Linked DNA regions of Homo sapiens: region 1 is linked to region 2. Evidence: chromatin loops called from intact Hi-C (ENCODE). Cell type or tissue: mammary epithelial cell. All regions are shown on one strand.

Region 1 (8,000 bases), 440 kb after region 2:
TAGAAACCCACACTTCAATCTCATCCAAACCTTCCCTCCCTTCTCCACCCAGTCAACTCTTATGCTACCTTCGAAACAGCTCAAGAATCTCTTCCTCCAGGAAGCCCTTTCTAACTACCCACTTGGATTCCTCTGTGAGCCCAGAGGACTCCAGGCTTCCTCTGGCATTGAACTCACCAATGATGATTATAATCACGGACATACCTCTCTTCCTCTCCCCTCACTCTTTTGAAAGGTGTGAGCATGGCCTGCTCTCTCACACCCTTGCTCCCAGGCACAGAGGGGCACCCACTAAACATGTGCTGCACAGATGGGGTTTCCATCGTGTTTGTATTTATTTTCCAACAGTTGATGCATTTTGAACATGTGATACATTCACAGCCTTCAAGACTCAAGAGGTACAAAGGGGTCCACGGGGAAAGTCTCCCTCCCGCCCTACCTTGCAGCTCTCCAGCTCCTCCCTAGGAGTAGCCAGTTCCTTGTACACCCATCCAGGAGGCTTTATCCTCATGCAAGCAAATGTGGATGTGCGTTTCTTCCTTTCTCAAGAAAATAGCGGCTACGTCACACATTATTCCCACGTCACTATCTTCACTCCACAACCTGTCTTAAAGACTTCTTTTTCACTACATGGAGGAGGACTTTGTGTTCCCAGGCGTCCTGGAGCCAGACCCTGCTACTTCAGGAGCGGGAGGCTGTGGGGCAGGGGGCTGGAAGGATGGGCTCCCAAGTCCTGCTTTTCCATCAGGGTGTGCAGTGTTGACTGGCATCTTAAGATGCCTCTGTGGCATACCTGGACCAGCAGGCTAGGAGCGGCCAAAATAAGCAGCCTCGGAAGTGTGGACACAGGGCCTGGGAGCCTTGGCCCGAGCCCACAGGACAACTGTAAGCCCCATCAGACTTCCTGGGGGGCAGGATAACGTTTCTGGCAGGCTCAGCTCGAAGGCTCGGGCTCAGTGGAGGAAGCTAGAGAAGCTTATTAGTTTAAGCAGGATAAAATGTGTAAATTAATTACCCCGGCCACCCATGCATGTAGCGGCTGGTCTGCCACTGGGAGGAGAAGAATTAGCCTCCACTCCTCCTGCAGTCTGGCTTTCCTGCCAGATGCAGCCCAGAGGACCCATGACTGCATGGCCACCAGGGAAGGAGGGACCCAGACACCAGAGCCAGGTGGCCTCGAGGAGCTAAGCAGGCCCTCCCTGAAATGCCAGGGATTAGATTCTGCCATCACCACCAGCAACAAAAGCAGCAGTCAGGGAAGAAGTGCCTGAGGCAGGGAAAGGACCCTGTGTCCTGCTCTCCACCATGCATCAGGCACCTATTTATCAAGTGATGATGCACCAGGCACTGTGAAACACTTACTTGCCTCCTTTCATTTGATCCTCTTACAAACCCATACGGTCACTATGATTAGCCCTATTTGGCAGATGAGAAAACTGAGGGTAAGGAAGCGTAAGTAGCTTCTTCTATTGACCCAGCCAAGTCAGGTCAGGTACAGAGTGGCACATTGCCTCTCTCAGAGAGGCACAGACAGAGGATGATCTCTGGGACTGTATCATCCCCCAAGAGTGTTCCCTGCTTCCACACCCACCTCATGGCAGTTCCGCCCCCCTCAGCCCATGGCAGCTGTGCTGCAGTCTCCCTCTCTGGCATTAGTGCTCCTGCAACAGGGACCTACTCTCCAACTCCCCTCCTCCACTCACTGGCCCTTAGCTCTCAACTGTTTCCTAAACCCTGCATCCTCTGCACATCCTGCTTGTGTCTTTGCTTGCTCCTGCACCTGCAATGCCACCAGCGTCTCCACCTGCCACAGTCGGTCCCATCAATGATGTCTCAAGCCACCAGTATAGCGCACCTGGGCCTCCACTCTTGCTTCACCTCGGTTCATTCCTGAGTCCTCTTCTTAGAGCACTGATCTGATTACTCACCCTCCCATGGAGGTGGTCACTGTGTTTACGGTAAAGCTCAGCCCCTATGTAGCCCGGCATGATCCTGCCCTGCCTTTCTCACACATGCAGAACTCACTCAGGTCCCCCCAGATCTTCTCAACTCACTCTCAGCACAGCTGTCCCCTCCTCAGGGGACATGCCTCCTCATCACCGTTTTGGGCCCTGCACGCTCTGATCACCTTCTGGATCAGCTCACAGGCCCAGTCTTGTGAATTCATGCAGAGAGGCAGCTTGTGTCTCCTATATCTTGTGCTTAGATCTTGGTCCAACACAAAAATCTGAATGAATGCAGGCCTCCCCCGAGCCACGCCTCCATTCCTGCTCCTCATCAGGTATCTGTGCACCTCTCTCCCCCCTAGGCCTGTACAATGCCCCCAGTCTTGGGCTCAGGTCACCTAGTGCAGTCCCCACTCCAGGCAGGTCCACACCTGAACCATCAAAGACCCACACCTCACCCTCAAAGAATATGCCGCCTCCTTCTCAGACAAGCTCTCAGGGCTCCACCTTCCACAGCCAGATCTGAATCCTGCAAGTTACCAATCCGTAACAGGGTTTGCAGCCCCTCAATTCAGCCAGTTCAGGATCTTAACATGATAATGGGACCAACCTCAGAAAAATGCAGAATTTGCTAACCAGAGCCAACCTCAAGGCCAACGAGGAAACACGTTATATGTCCACTTGGGATGAATGTATTGATAACGATAAGCCCGGCCAAAGACCTCTCCTCCCTCCCTCACCTGGCTCCCTGTCCTTCCTGGGGAGCTTCAGGGATCCCAGGCACCATCCTCATCCGCTGGGTTGAGGTCACCCATCCACTGCCACATCTTGCAAGAGAGTCTGTTGGTTCCCAAGTTTCCTCACCCCCTCCCCACTCCTTTGCCTCTTCTTAGCCTCTGCCTTGGCAAGGTGATGAATTAGGAGCCAGGAGTTGGCACATTCACCAAGCAATTAGTGTTTATCTTCCTTGTTTCTGTGGCTGAACAACAGATCATTTTCAACCTTAATAGTCAATACTCAGAAAGATAAAACTGTCTGGGTCACTCTTGGGAGGTGATTTGAGGGTTTGGTGGGAAAGGGAGGTGGGATATGAGATGGCCCTGCCTCAGCCATCCAGCCCCCGCCCCTCTGGACAGGCATTCCTGGGGTCCCACCTGTTACCCTTCTGACCTCTCTCCATGGTCCATCAGGAGGCAGGGACAAAGGTCCCCATGTCGTAGCCGGGACACGGAAGGGGGACAAGAGTCAAGCAGCTTGGCAGTTCGCAGCCCCTCAGTGTCCCCTCCCCCTTGGACTTTGAGGACTCTGGCTTTCTGTCTCACTCTTCACCAAGAGCTGCCTTGGGTAGAGCCCTGTCCGACTCATGCAAGCCCTCTTTGGGGGCTGCAAAACTGAGCCTTCTGTGCCCACCCAGCCCCCTCCTCAGGCCAGCTACCTGCAGAGGGAACCCAAAGGTGGCACCCACATAAGGGAAGCCTGCCCCTTCTGCAGAATTCCATGCCAGGTTAGGCAAGGTCTGGTGGGGTGAGCAGTAAGCCCCTATCTGCTGCTCAGACCAGGGGACTGCTGTCCTGGGGTCATATATTCTACAGGCTAGGACAGAAGGGCCTACTCAGCTAATACAGAAGTGGGGGAAGGAGGAGAGAGAGAGAGGCTCACCTTGTAGAAGGGCCCTGGGACCCAGTCCTGACGGCCCGGGCTGGGGCAGGAGTTTGGCGCCCACTCACTGCAGTGAAATGCTGTCACCTGCTGGCCGTGCCTCAGAACTGCAGGAGCCCTGGTGCGGGTCCTAGGGCTGGGCCCAGCAGCTTCCACCCTGTGACTCTCCACCAAGTGCAGAAGGCCAAAAAGAGGGGAAATCAAGCTTCATCCCAGGTTGAAATGTCGTCATTGTCTTTGTTGTTAATTCCACAATAATAATAGTATAATCTCTCAACTGTTGGGCCCTTGCTAAACCAGGTTCTTTGCAGTTTTTTGTTGCTCACAGCAGTCCTTTAAGATGTTATCCCCACTGAAGCTCAGACAGAGTGGGCAGCTTGGCCCTGGTCTTACAGCTGATGGGCAGTGCAGCCAGGATTCTGGCCCTGACAGTGTGGCTCCAGCTCCACACAGTGCCCTCAGAAGCCTATGCCTCAGCTCTCCACACAATGAAATGTACCAGGCACCCATTATTGGATGCCTTCCAGCTCCCCTTTTGATTTTTTCACCTTCCTCTCCCACTTCCTCTTCCCAGTTAACTGCTTCTTAGCCTCCAAGGCCCGCCCACGTGCCAGGCACTGTTCTAGGACAACATGATGGAATAACCCCTGCTATCACGGAGTCCACATTCCAGCAGGTCCTGAGGCCCAGAGCAGAGCTCAGAAGCTCCTGCGTCTCCAGCCTTCCCCCGTCCTGGACAGAGAAGGCTTCTCAGATGGGGACCCATGCCCCTGACAGGGTCTAAAGGAAAGGAGAGGCACGGGGCTGGGTACAGGGAGCCTTGGAGATTTGGGAGTCCAACCTGCCTGCCTATCAGCCCAGGTCTGATGGTGGATTCCCAACCTGACACCAAGCTCAATGTTCCTGTCCCTTCCAACCCTCCTTTTGCTGTGGTCTCCACCTCACAGGCTGTTGGAGCTGGGAAAGAACCCCAGAAATGATCCAATGAATACACCTCATTTTGTAGATGGAGAAGGTCAGACCCAGAAAGGGCAAGCAATTAGCCCAGATCACACAGCCAAGCAACAGAGCCTGGATGAGACTCAGGGCTCCCAACTACCCTGCCAGAGCTCCCTGCTGAGCCCCTCTGCTGCCTCCCTCCTCGCTGGTCTGCCAGGGGGCTACCCACACCTCTGAGAATCACCCAACGCCCAGAGCTGGGAGAGGGCAGGAGACAAGGGAGCATGGGCCAGGACTGTCTGGGTCTGAGAGGAACAGAAGTGGATATAGAGCCTTGCCCCCCTCCTTCCTCCCTAATAGGAGGATTAAACCTCCTATTCTCACTCATGCTGGGGACAGAGGCATTCTCAAGAACTGGGAAGAAAGGATTTCCCTGATTGCTTTATAATCACAGCTCAGACGATAATGGACCTGGTGGGGATTGATGGGGAGAGTGTGATGCTCAGCGACGTCCCCGCCCAGTTCCCAGCACAGCCCTGGGCCTCCTGACACAGCGGTCTTCCCAACATCCCACCAGCCAGCCTCTGTGCAGCAGGTGCAGCCCCTGGTGCAGCCCAGGCATGGGACAGGCAAGGGCCTGGCTGCCCCCACAGGGGAATTTAGCCAGACCTGGTGTCCCATCCAGTTCCCCTTCTCTGGAGCTGGTAGGCTTAGGGCAGGGCCTGGAGAACTGGGAGCCTCTCGTGGCCAGGGTCTTTCTGAGAGTCCGGGCATCTCTGGAGCCCAGGAATGGGTCCTTATCACCATCACAACCCCAGGGTCCTCAAGAAGGGCCAGGAGGCTGCAGGGCACGGTGCCCACAGAGGTGGACCTGCTGGGGCACCACGTAGGGAACCAGCACCCAGGGCAGGGGGCTGTAGGGAGCAGCAACTAACCCCAGGGACACTCTGCAGTCCCAGCTCCCAAGGGAGAACACCACCCAGGTGGCCAAAGCATGTGGGTCCAACTTGTGGTCTCTCTTCTTGACAGTGCTGGAAGGTCCTCCATGGACACACTTGGCCCCTTCTCCTTCCTTTCCTTTCTCACCCTTACCCTCCTGTCTCCCCCTTCTCTCTCTTCTCTGCCATTTCTCCCTCACTTTCTCAATCCCAAGAGCCCCTTCGTGGCAAGCCTGGCTGCTTGGCTCCTAAAGCTCCCTGGCCCAGCAGCGTGGAGAGGAGGAAGGAAGAGTGTTGTCCCTCCACGATGGACCAGCAGCCAGCTTGCTTAGGGACTTTTACTAGGACAGAGGGACTGCTCCCCTGATGTCATCAGGCCCCTGGTGGGGAGCAGAGTGAGGAAGAACAGTGAGAACAGAGGGGCCCGGGTGTCCCTGCCACACCAGGAAAAAGAATGTGGTTGTTTGACACCCTCTTCCCTCTCTACCATCATGCCTCCTCCTGGCTTGCTCACCTCTTCCAGGAAGACTTCCCTGACTCTCCTTCCAGGCTTCTCTGAGTTTCCAGGGACTGGAAGGCCTTTTCCCTTTCCTCCGTCCCCCAAGCCCAGGATGATGCTGTCTTCAGGAGCCTGACCCTCCTGCCAGCCTCAAAGGGGAGCTCTCCTTCCCAGAAGGCCCTCTGTGCACTGAGAAGGCCCTCAGGTCTGAAGCCTCCAGTGGACTTCCACTCCAGCCTGCGTCTGAGCACCAGAGTGCTTGGCTCCCAGCCACTTCTGGGCCCTTCTCCCCCTGGGAACTCTAGGGTGGGCCGGCCAGAAGGTCTGAGCATGGCAGAAGGTATTGAGCATATCCCCAGGCCCACACCCCACTGTCATTCTCCCTGTGTTCATTGTTAGCCAAGGCGTGCCTCCCTGAGGCCCAGGTTCCTGCACTGCACCCCCTGTGTCCCAGACAGGGTGAGGGAGGTCAAGGGAGTTTCAAAGGAGCCACGTTTCTGAGAGGAGAGCAGGAAGATGACCGTGCCTTCATCAGAGGGAAAAAGTGCATTCAGAAGAACTGCAGCCTGTTCCTCTGGGGACCCTCAGGGAAATGGTCATTCAATACAAGAGAAGTGACAGACCAATGGTTTATTCCAAAGGGGAAAGCCCAAGCTGGATGTCTCCCTCCCCAACCCCTGCAAGCTGGCCCATCCTTCCAGAGCCCCCATAGGCCTGGGGCTGTTGAGACGGGAGATGTCCCCACTGTGCTGCTCCTGGTTTTGTCTCCTCTCCAATCCTTGAGCACCCTGATATGCAACATGGGGGGTAATCAGAAGGAGGAGGCAGCCTCTGATGGGGCAACGGCTGAGGGTGGGGGCAGTGTGTAAGGCACCTTTTGCGGTCAGCCCAGCCACACTCCATCGCCAGAGAGAATGCCAAAGTGTAGACTGAATGAAATTCTGTAGGCAAATGGTAAATGGTAGCTGGGCCAGTAGCTATTTGCATGGGTGGATTATATCATGTTAAGGGAATTCTTTATCTCAGCAGAGGGAACAGAGGAATATCTTGGCTAAGGTCATCCTGCCAGTCAGGAGAAGCCACCCTCCAGGGACCACAGACTCAAAGTGGCTGTGGTGGAGACCCACCGCCTGGGTAGGGTGATGTCAAGACACTGAGAGGTTTCCATCTGCAGTGGCCAAGGGCTGCAGGTTCTGCCATGCTGGGCATTGATAGGTAGGACGAGAGAGAGCACGTAGGGCCAGTCCTCTGGGAAGCAGGAGGTGGGCCATGTGAATGGGAGATGGGTGGCTGTGCTGTCCAGGCATCTGCTGACAACATTGGGGGATAGGGCCTTGGAGAGAAACGTCTATAGGCCTGGAGACAGCAGGGCGTGGGCGGGAGAGGCAGGCTGATACCATGCGGGTACTCACTGCTAGCCCCCAGATCCAGCCCGAGAGGAGGAGGCTGGCGGGTTAGGGCAGGCCCCAACCTATCTCACCCCTGTGATGGGTTGGCCTCTGAGCACAGGAATGATGGTGACCATCTGAGGTCACAAGGCAGGAAAGGAGTCTGAATGGAGTGTGGCCAGTGGGGAAGTCGGAGAGGCCGGAACTGCCCCCAAGAGGCTGGCAGAGGGCTGCAGAGGGCAGGTGCAGGACCAGGCTCCCTCCCACCCAGACAAGCACAGTAGCTTAGAAGGCAAGAGCAGCAGGGTCAGGAGGAAGAGCAGGGGTGTGGCGCCTCGTTCCTTCCGCCAGGAGCTCATGGGGCTTCGTTGGACCCAATCCCGTTGCCTTTGTTGACGTAGAATGGCCGGTAGTGAGACTGTGGGGGAAACAAGAGTGGTCAGCGAGGCCAGACGACAGATGAGCCTGCTAGCTAGACCCACCCTACCCTAACCTGCCTCAGGAGGCAGCAGTGATCCAAGACCCGACAATTCTAGGGGCCTTTTTGGCCTGATCTGCAAGATTTACCTACCCTGTGATCAGGGGCTGGTCCCTAATGTCAGGATCTCCAGATTGGAATCCTAATTGGAGT
Region 2 (8,000 bases):
AGGCAGGATGACAACTGGGGAGGCCTTGGCACAATTCATACCAAGTTTATTTCATTTCCAGCAAAGCAGAAGCTCAGCTCATGCTGTGGGCATGAAGGAGAAGCAAAATGTCCTCATCTCTCTGCTGGGCTAGACCTCCCTTTTGCCAGCTGGCTGTGTCTGTGGGCCCAGCAGTAGTGCCCACCTTCCCACAAACTTGGGGCACAGAAAACCTCACATCCCTAGGTCCAAGTGCTGACTCCTGCCTCATGCCCACCCTCAGCCCAGGCTGGCAGCTGCTCGGTGGGTATGCTGAGGCTGGGCCCCTGGCAAGTCAGGAGCCTCCTACGTGGCCCATGCTACATGGACCCCAAAATTTGTGCTTTGCTTGTGGGGAGGGTGTGGAGGTGTCTTAAGGGGGAACTCAGTGCTTTGGCTGGGCTTGGGGCCTTCAAAGTCCAACACAGAATGGGGAATAGAGGGTGGCAGTGCAGGATAAAGGAGATGCAGGAGGAGACAGGGACAGGAAATGCCTCTATCAGGCAGGCCCCTGGGATTGCCTCCTGCCTGGGGGAAAAGGGGACCAAGCAGAGGGGCCAGAGTGTTGTAAGGTGGGATGGGGCAGTGATGTAATGTGGAAAAGGTCCCCTGTCCTGGGGGACACTAATACTGCTGGGAAAAGCAGCCCAGCTCCTCCACCTCCCTCTGCCCTGTGGCTGGAAAGACTCCACAATTTTCTCCCCTAACTTCACCCTATCCAGTACCCCAAATGTGTAGAGGGGAGAGCCGCACCAGGGCTGGCATGGCTTCAGACTTCTGCTACGTGGCTACTGGGCAGCCTGGGCTGGGGCCAGGGCAGTGAGGGCCAGACAACGACGACCCACCTGCTGGGCCCAGGGTTGCCAGGGCAGAAATGGAGCTGGCAGGGGGTTCAATAGCAGCACCAGGGAGGGGAGGGGAGGGGTTGGGGGGCTCCCTTAGGAAGCCTATGGCAGGGTGGGTCAGTGCCCGTGGGGCACAGAGTGGTCTGCCTCCCTCCTCCCCAACACTTGCCATCCTGCAGAGCCCCTGACACCCTGGGGTGAGTTAACTGGAATCCCAGTGGGCAGGCATGAAGGGCCGCGAAGCCTGCCTCTCCATCCCAGGGTCCTTCCCATGGGCATGCCTGTCTAGAGTGCCAGGGGATCTGGGAGCAGATGGAGGAACTGAGGCACTTTGAGCTGGGGGACTGAGAGGGCTGGGAGGGGTCTTCCTCCATTATATACATGGGAAGACCCAGTCTGGGGTGGCTGATAGGAACTCAATGTCCCATTCAAGAAGGGAATCTGCACTGAAAGGGAGGGCTTCTCCTAGGCCCTCCCCTCATCCCAGAATGAGGACCAGGGGTGGCTGAGCAGGAGGTGGCCTAGCGGCCCCACCCCCCTCACTTTCTGCCAGGCCCGAGGCTTTGACAATGGCCTTTGTGTGTGAGGCATTGTATGGACTCCTCAGTCCCTCGGACTGTGTTTGCAGAGCTTCTGCCATGTGGGCTTCCTTCCCCACTACCCTCCGTGTGGATGCTTCTTTACCTCTGACTCCTGCAGGTGGATCCCCCTGGGATCCCAGCCCTGACTAGCCAAAAGAACCAAGTGTTGCTAGATAAGGGAGAAATCAGAGAAACCTCCACGCTGTAAGAAGCAGTTTGGGGCAGGCCTGAGATCCTAGGGTGGAGGCACCGGGGACCCAGTCTCAGCTGTCTCTGGAAGCTTCTATAGGCAGACCCCATTCTCAGCTTAAAGGGGGAATGAGGTGGAAATAGACGGGTGGGCCTTGGGCAGTGTCTGGATGGGGCAGGGCATGGGACTCCAGGGGAAAGCAGGCAGAGAGGAGCAGTGTGTGCATGTGTGTGTGTGTGCACGTGTCAGCAGAGGCAGAGAGCAAGTGTGGGCTGGAGCCCACCTGGAGCCCCTAATGGAGGGGGCACATTGGGGATAAAGAGGGGACGCGTCAGAGCTAGGCCAACTCCACTCTCTGTGGGCCAATGAGGAAAAAAAATGTAAAACCACCCTCAGCAGGAAAACACTGCCCAAGGCCCCGCTTAACAAACAAGACTCCCTGGGAACTGGGGAGAAGCCGCACCCCTCCCCCTACCTCTTGGGCGCACCAGCTGTCTAGACCCAAGGTCCAAACTCCCAGCTGCATCAGATTTCACTGGTGGGTGTTGGGTTCCCTCTAGCCGGGAGGAGGAGCAGCATCTGGGGGTGTGGGGAGCTTTTCCCTCTTAGAGCCCCTTGAGCCCTCCACCCCCAGTGAAGAAACACAAACAAATTCCAGTGTAGGGGGGCGGGGGAGGCTGGCTCCCCAAACCCTGGAGGGATGCCCAGGTACACAAGACGAGAACAGGGCTCCCTACACAGAGGGCAGGCAGGTGGGGCCCGTAAAGGGAAGATACAGTAACACTAAAGCCACAGTCGAACACAACACCATGGGGAAGGGCGGAGGAGAGGGAGGAAATAAAACACAAAGCCAAGTCGTGGCTGCCCTGGGCTCCCCTGGCCCCCCAGGAGTTCGGGGCTGGCTTTGGGCAGCTGGGCAAGTCTCTGTTCAGCTCCTGGAGTGGGAGGTGGGGGGTGGGCAGGGGGCGTGCGGGGAGGGGCTGGGGAGGAGCGGTCACAGACAGAGGCTCTGGAAGGGGGGCTACACGTACCACTCCTTCTTGGAAATGAAAGACCCGTCGTTCTGAGAAACCATGTTCTCAGCCAAGTCCAGCTGCTCAGGGTCGTACTGGTAGCCCAGAGTCCGGTCCCCGTAGCCGTCCTGACGGGCCTCGGCCTCATCCACGGTGAAGTAGGGCCGCTTGGCGTCCTCGTCATATTTGGGGTGGGGGCCGCCCACCTTGCGCTCGCCCCCTCCACCGCCCTCCTCCTCCTCCTCCTCCTCCTCATAGCTGCTTCCACCCAGTGGGCCGGCCTTCTTCTCGTCGTCTGAGTCGTCGGGGTACTGCAGGTTCTGTGCCATTGGTGGGTGGTGCTGGGGGATGCCTGCCTTGCTGTAGCCGTTGCCATACACGTGCTTCTTGGTGCTGTAGTCACCCTTGAAGGTGTGCCGGCGCCGACGCAGGGCGACCACGATCCCGCCGACCACAATCAACACCAGCAGGATGCTCCCCGCCACGCCCCCAATGATGGCCGTGGGCACCGGCCCGGCGCGCCGCCCATGTTCGGGAGGAGACGGGGTGTAGGGGAATTCTGGGTGAGGAAAAGAGATGGAGGGGACAGCATCAGCGTGTGCTCCTGGGGTGTAGAGGGGGTGGGAGGGAGGCAGGGAAAGGAGAGGCCAGGAAGGACAGGCTGTCTGCACCCCAGGTTTGAGCAGCTCCAGTTCGAGGCCCCGCAGCACTCCACCCATCCTGGAGCCCTAACATGCCGCAGCGTTGGTAGCTGGAGTGAGAGACAGGCAAGAGGAGAGGCAGAGGGCAGTACCCACAGCACCAGGGTCTTCCATCCCCACTGTCCTTGGTGTGGTGCTGGCCCAGCTCAATCCCTATTCATGGTGCAGTGAGACACGTGTGCCAGTTCCAGCTGCAGCACACTGCCCACTCCATGCCATTCACAGCCACAACCCTGAGGAGGTATGCCATTCATTCTCATTGGATATCTGAGGAGCTGAGGCTTGCAGAGGTTAAAGAACTTGCCTGAGGCCACCCAGCAATGATGCATCGTTGCTTCTCCTGCACATAGAACGTGTGCAAATGTCACTGATACCCCTCTGCCAGACACCTGGCAGTCACTCTGCCCCAACACTATCAACTTGGCTTCCAAGACCCAGAACCAGGAGCCACCTAGGTGTTCTGCACCTGATTTTGTCTGCCTGCAGGGCACAGGGAAAACAGGTTCCCAGGCACTGGCTCAGGAGATGCCCCGTGAGTGCCAATCAGCTGCCAAGGTGCCAGAAACTAGGGCTGTGGTTCTTGGCTGTGGTCTGGGCCTGCAGGGCAAGGTGGGGGCCTGGCAGTGCTGCCAGCCTGGGTTATAAGTGTAAGACACCAGCATGGCAGGGCACAAGCACAGGGCAAGGACGGCAGAAATGGGGGTGAAAGCATGTGCGTGTGTGCGTGCGTGGCAATGTCGAGTACACACAAGTGGGCACATGCACAGGCATACACGCTTGCCGTCATAGCAAGCCTGCCACCCAGAGAGCACATGCTGGGAGGGCCTGCATGCCTGTGCCGACATGATGAACATGAGTGTGCAAATCTGTATGCCCCGTGGACACAGCCAAAATGAGGAGGCAGGAAAGGTGAAAAGAAGAGAAAGGAAGCAGGTGGGACAGGAGAGAAGGCTGGGTGGGTGGCTTTCTGTGCCAGTGGGGCCGGGCCACAGTACTGTTCTTTGGCCAACACTGCCCCTTCCCTTGCCTTACAGGGCCTGGGAAGGTGGCTGAAACCAGGGCCATGCCACGGGCCAAAGAGGCCCTAAGGTGAGGCTAAGGGAAATGGTTCCTGGCACCACCACAGGGTGGCACCAGAGACCACAGCTGGCCTCGGTCAGAGCCACTAGGCTGCGGGTCTAGGGCAAGCCCAGAAGGCTGACCTCAGCCGCTCAGGCCCTCCTTGCTCCAGGCCCACGTAAAGGGCCAGTTTGCCCGTATACTGTTTGCCTGTATACTGCTGCCAGCTCACTCTCTGATTCAGTATCTCTCACTCCATGGGAATCATGCTCCTCCCTGAGCCCACTCCCTCCTCCTGGGGCGTGTGTGGGGTGCTATCCCACTCGGCAGGCTGCAGCAGGGTGGAGATTCTAGGAAAGAGGAAAGGCCTTCCAGGAATTTGGGCGGGAAGGGCTGACGAAAACACAGGGCCCAAGGAAGGGGAGGCCACTCACTCATCCAAGGTCACGCGGCTGAGCCAGGACCCCCCAGGGGCTCCTATACACGTGGGCACTGGCAGAGGAGCACTGCCATGGAGGACCCCGCTCCCCACCTGCCACCACCATCCTCGGTGCAGGTCAGCCAGCAGCTGCCCAGTACATATCCATGGGATCTTTGTCCTGACCGCCTGTCTCCGCAGCAGCCTCCCTGGAACCTCAAGCATCTCCCGGCTCACCAGGTCCCATCTGTTTACCGCCCTCAAAAGGGCCCCGCAACTGCTCCCCACGAGATGGGAGCAGCCTCCACCAGGGGTTCCCCAGAGGCAGCTGGGAAGAACCTAGCCTCCTCTGTACTCAGCCTGCCTGCCCCCCTCCTCGGTTCTCACCCAGATCTGAATGATCTCTCCTGTCTACACCTGCCTTCCTCTCTTCATCCATCCCTCCCATCAGCAAACATACTGAGCATCTATCCTGCTAGTCACGGGATATGAGAAACTCACAGCCTCCCCAGGGAAGCAAAGGACACTCAGAGACAGCACATGCAGATGTTAAGGGAACAGGCAGGGAAGTGCAGGGTGCAGGGGAACGGGGTGGTGTGTCTTGGCATTAGAGAAGGCTTCTTGGAGGAGGCCGGACTTGGAGAGGCCAGGAGGATAAGGAAGCATCCAGATGGAGGGAGCTGCCATTTTTCTGAAACATGTCCCTTGCCTTCCCATACAAGATTCCGTGGTTCTCGGCTTTCCTCTCTGAGTGCTATCTCCAGCTGTGTTGCTCCTTTTCTCTGTTCCAGCTGTCTCGCTGGACGCTTTGTCCTGGGACCCTCAGCCTTGACCCTCTGCTTTCTTTCCTAGTGACAGACTAGTATCAACTTCTGGAGTCACCCTTATCCTGCTGGCTGTCCAAATTATTTAGGGTACATAGTTCTCGCCCAACTCTGGGACTGTATCTCCACAGCATCTCCCAAACTGTGGCCCATGGAATCTCAAACCATTGGCTCAAAGGGTCAGCAAAAATAGGGGGGTCGAGATGTTGGCTTAGACAAAAGCATCAGAGCCTGTTACCTTCTCGTGCACACTGTGAACTACTAGAGGGACACGTCAAATGCCATGTTTCCCAACATACTGGAACATGAACCCCATACCTCCTGCCTCCAAGACAGTCTCACATAACTGATATCTAGGTGGACACATTAGAAAAACTGACCTCTAGCACACCCTCATTTGGAATTCTCACCACCACTTCAAAACCCATCTGTACCAACCTGGTTTGCCATCTTCCTTCTAAACCCTCTCCATTCGATACAACTTCCTGTCGCCACTGTCACCACCATGGAACTTATGCCAGGTTTTACTGCTGTGGTCGATTCCTAAATCTCCCACTTTCCTTTTGCCTCTGCCTGCCTTGAATCACCCCACCCGCAGTCACCAGGTTAATCTTCACTCTGTAGACACAACCACTCGCTTTCTCAAAGACCAGCAATGGCTCCCCAACTGCCTGTTGGGCTGTGCAGTCTGGCCTTCAAAGCTTCCATCATGCAACCGTATCTTGGGTTTGGTCAACTCACCTTCCTTGCTGTCCTTGTTATCCAAGTTGATTCCTTACTGCAAGCCTTTACACATGCAGTTTGCCCCGCCAGGAGTGCCTTTCCTCATCCTCCCTCCCCACCGATTGCACTTCTCCAGCCCCTTCTTCAGGAGCCTTCTCTTCTCCAGTTTACCGTGATCTTTTTCTCTTTCGAATTTTTATGTACTAATGGTCTGCACCTCTCATTCTGGTTGTGACAATTGCTAAGGTCATTCCATTAATCACATACTGACATAGCATGGTAAAGCCTGTATAAATTGCAAATAAATGCAAATTAGAAGTTACCATGGCTGGCTCTGGTCCTTCTGCCAGTTTTCAAATGGCTAAAGTTCTTCTCTTCTGCAGGAATGAGGACAGGGTTTGAGGAAGTGGCAGCCTCATGATCATTTGGGATTGACTCATTTCAGTGTGTTGCAGTAGTCTATAAGCTCACTATTGTTACATTTGTGCTTTCTTCAACAGCAGAGACCCAATAAAAAATAAAGCTCTCCTACATCTTCCTCAACTAGGTTGAATTTTCTGGACCTCTCAAGCCACATCATTGCAGTATGGTAGAGTGTACGGTCTTATCTGTTTCACAGGAATGACTGGTGTCCCAACTAGTTTGTAAGTTATAATTGAAAATGCAGGCTGGGCACAGTGGCTCATGCCTGTAATCCCAGCACTTTGGGAGGCCGAGGCGGACGGATCACCTAAGGTCAGGAGTTCAAGACCAGCCTGACCAACATGGTGAAACCTCGTCTCTACTAAAAATACAAAAATTAGCCAGGTGTAGTGATGGGTGCCTGTAATCCCAGCTACTTGGGAGGCTGAGGCAGGAGAATTGCTTGAGCTGGGAGGTGGAGGTTGCAGTGAGCCAAGTTTGTGCCATTGCACTCCAGCCTGGGCAACAGTGCAAGACTCCGTCTCAAAAAAAAAAAAAAAATGCACCTTGAACCTGATCTCTTCTCACCGTCTCCATCACTACCACCCTGATCCAAGATACTCTCATCTTTCATCTGGATTATTGATTGCAATAGCTGCCTAACTGCTCCCCTGATTCCATCCTTTCCCTCTGTGGACTGTTTTCCACACAGCAGCCAGACAAATCCTGTTGAAGTGTAACATATCTGCTCAGAGCCCTCCAATGACTCTCCCTAGAGCCTTAACGTGCTCTGCTTGCCCTACGCCCCGCCCCACCTCTGAAGTCATCTGTTCCCGCTTTCCTGCAGGCTTGCCCCACTCCTGGCACACACTGCACGGGCTGCCCTGCCCCCTGAAAGCCACTTCCCCAGGGCCCCCAGGTTCACTCCTTTACTCTCTTTGGGACACAGCTCAAATAGCCCCTTCTCATCAAGACCTTCCCCAACTACCCTATTTAAAACTGCAGCTCATAAGCCCACTCCACCTGTGTGGTCCCTAGCACTTGGGATCCCCTTACTCTCTTTTTTTCCTCCTCAATATCACCTTCAAAATTACTACTTTTTTTTTTTTTTTGAGACGGAGTCTTGCTCTGTCGCCCAGGCTGGAGTGCAGTGGCTCAATCTTGGCTCATGCAACCTCCGCCTCCCGGGTTCAAGCGATTCTCCTGCCTCAGCCTCTTGAGTAGCT

What was found. Hi-C counts contacts between places; a loop is a spot of excess contacts. Peaks named below come from ENCODE experiments on the same cell type or tissue, not always from the same donor. Only the 100,000 strongest peaks of a DNase experiment are listed, where the experiment ranks them.
Region 1: a loop joins it to region 2, with 10 times the contacts of the local background. A loop is called at or near these places in 98 of 110 quality-filtered maps.

The regions. Positions count from the first base shown.
Region 1 is chr11:120,104,690-120,112,689 of GRCh38, forward strand. It overlaps TRIM29 (tripartite motif containing 29), which reads right to left. Exons shown (of 9, transcript NM_012101.4): 9 at 6,597-7,787. The coding sequence ends at 7,725. Among named protein-coding and RNA genes, the nearest start is that of TRIM29, 29 kb to the right of the region's middle. RefSeq lists an enhancer at 3,758-3,807. In mammary epithelial cell, CTCF peaks have their summits at 3,695 (motif pointing left) and 7,887; no DNase peak of the experiment used is centred here.
Region 2 is chr11:119,662,092-119,670,091 of GRCh38, forward strand. NECTIN1 (nectin cell adhesion molecule 1) reads right to left here. Exons shown (of 6, transcript NM_002855.5): 6 at 1-3,206. The coding sequence ends at 2,656. Among named protein-coding and RNA genes, the nearest start is that of NECTIN1-AS1, 44 kb to the right of the region's middle. RefSeq lists enhancers at 2,505-3,043, 3,044-3,580. In mammary epithelial cell, a CTCF peak has its summit at 4,477 (motif pointing right); a DNase peak (open chromatin) is centred at 4,570; H3K27ac peaks cover 236 bases.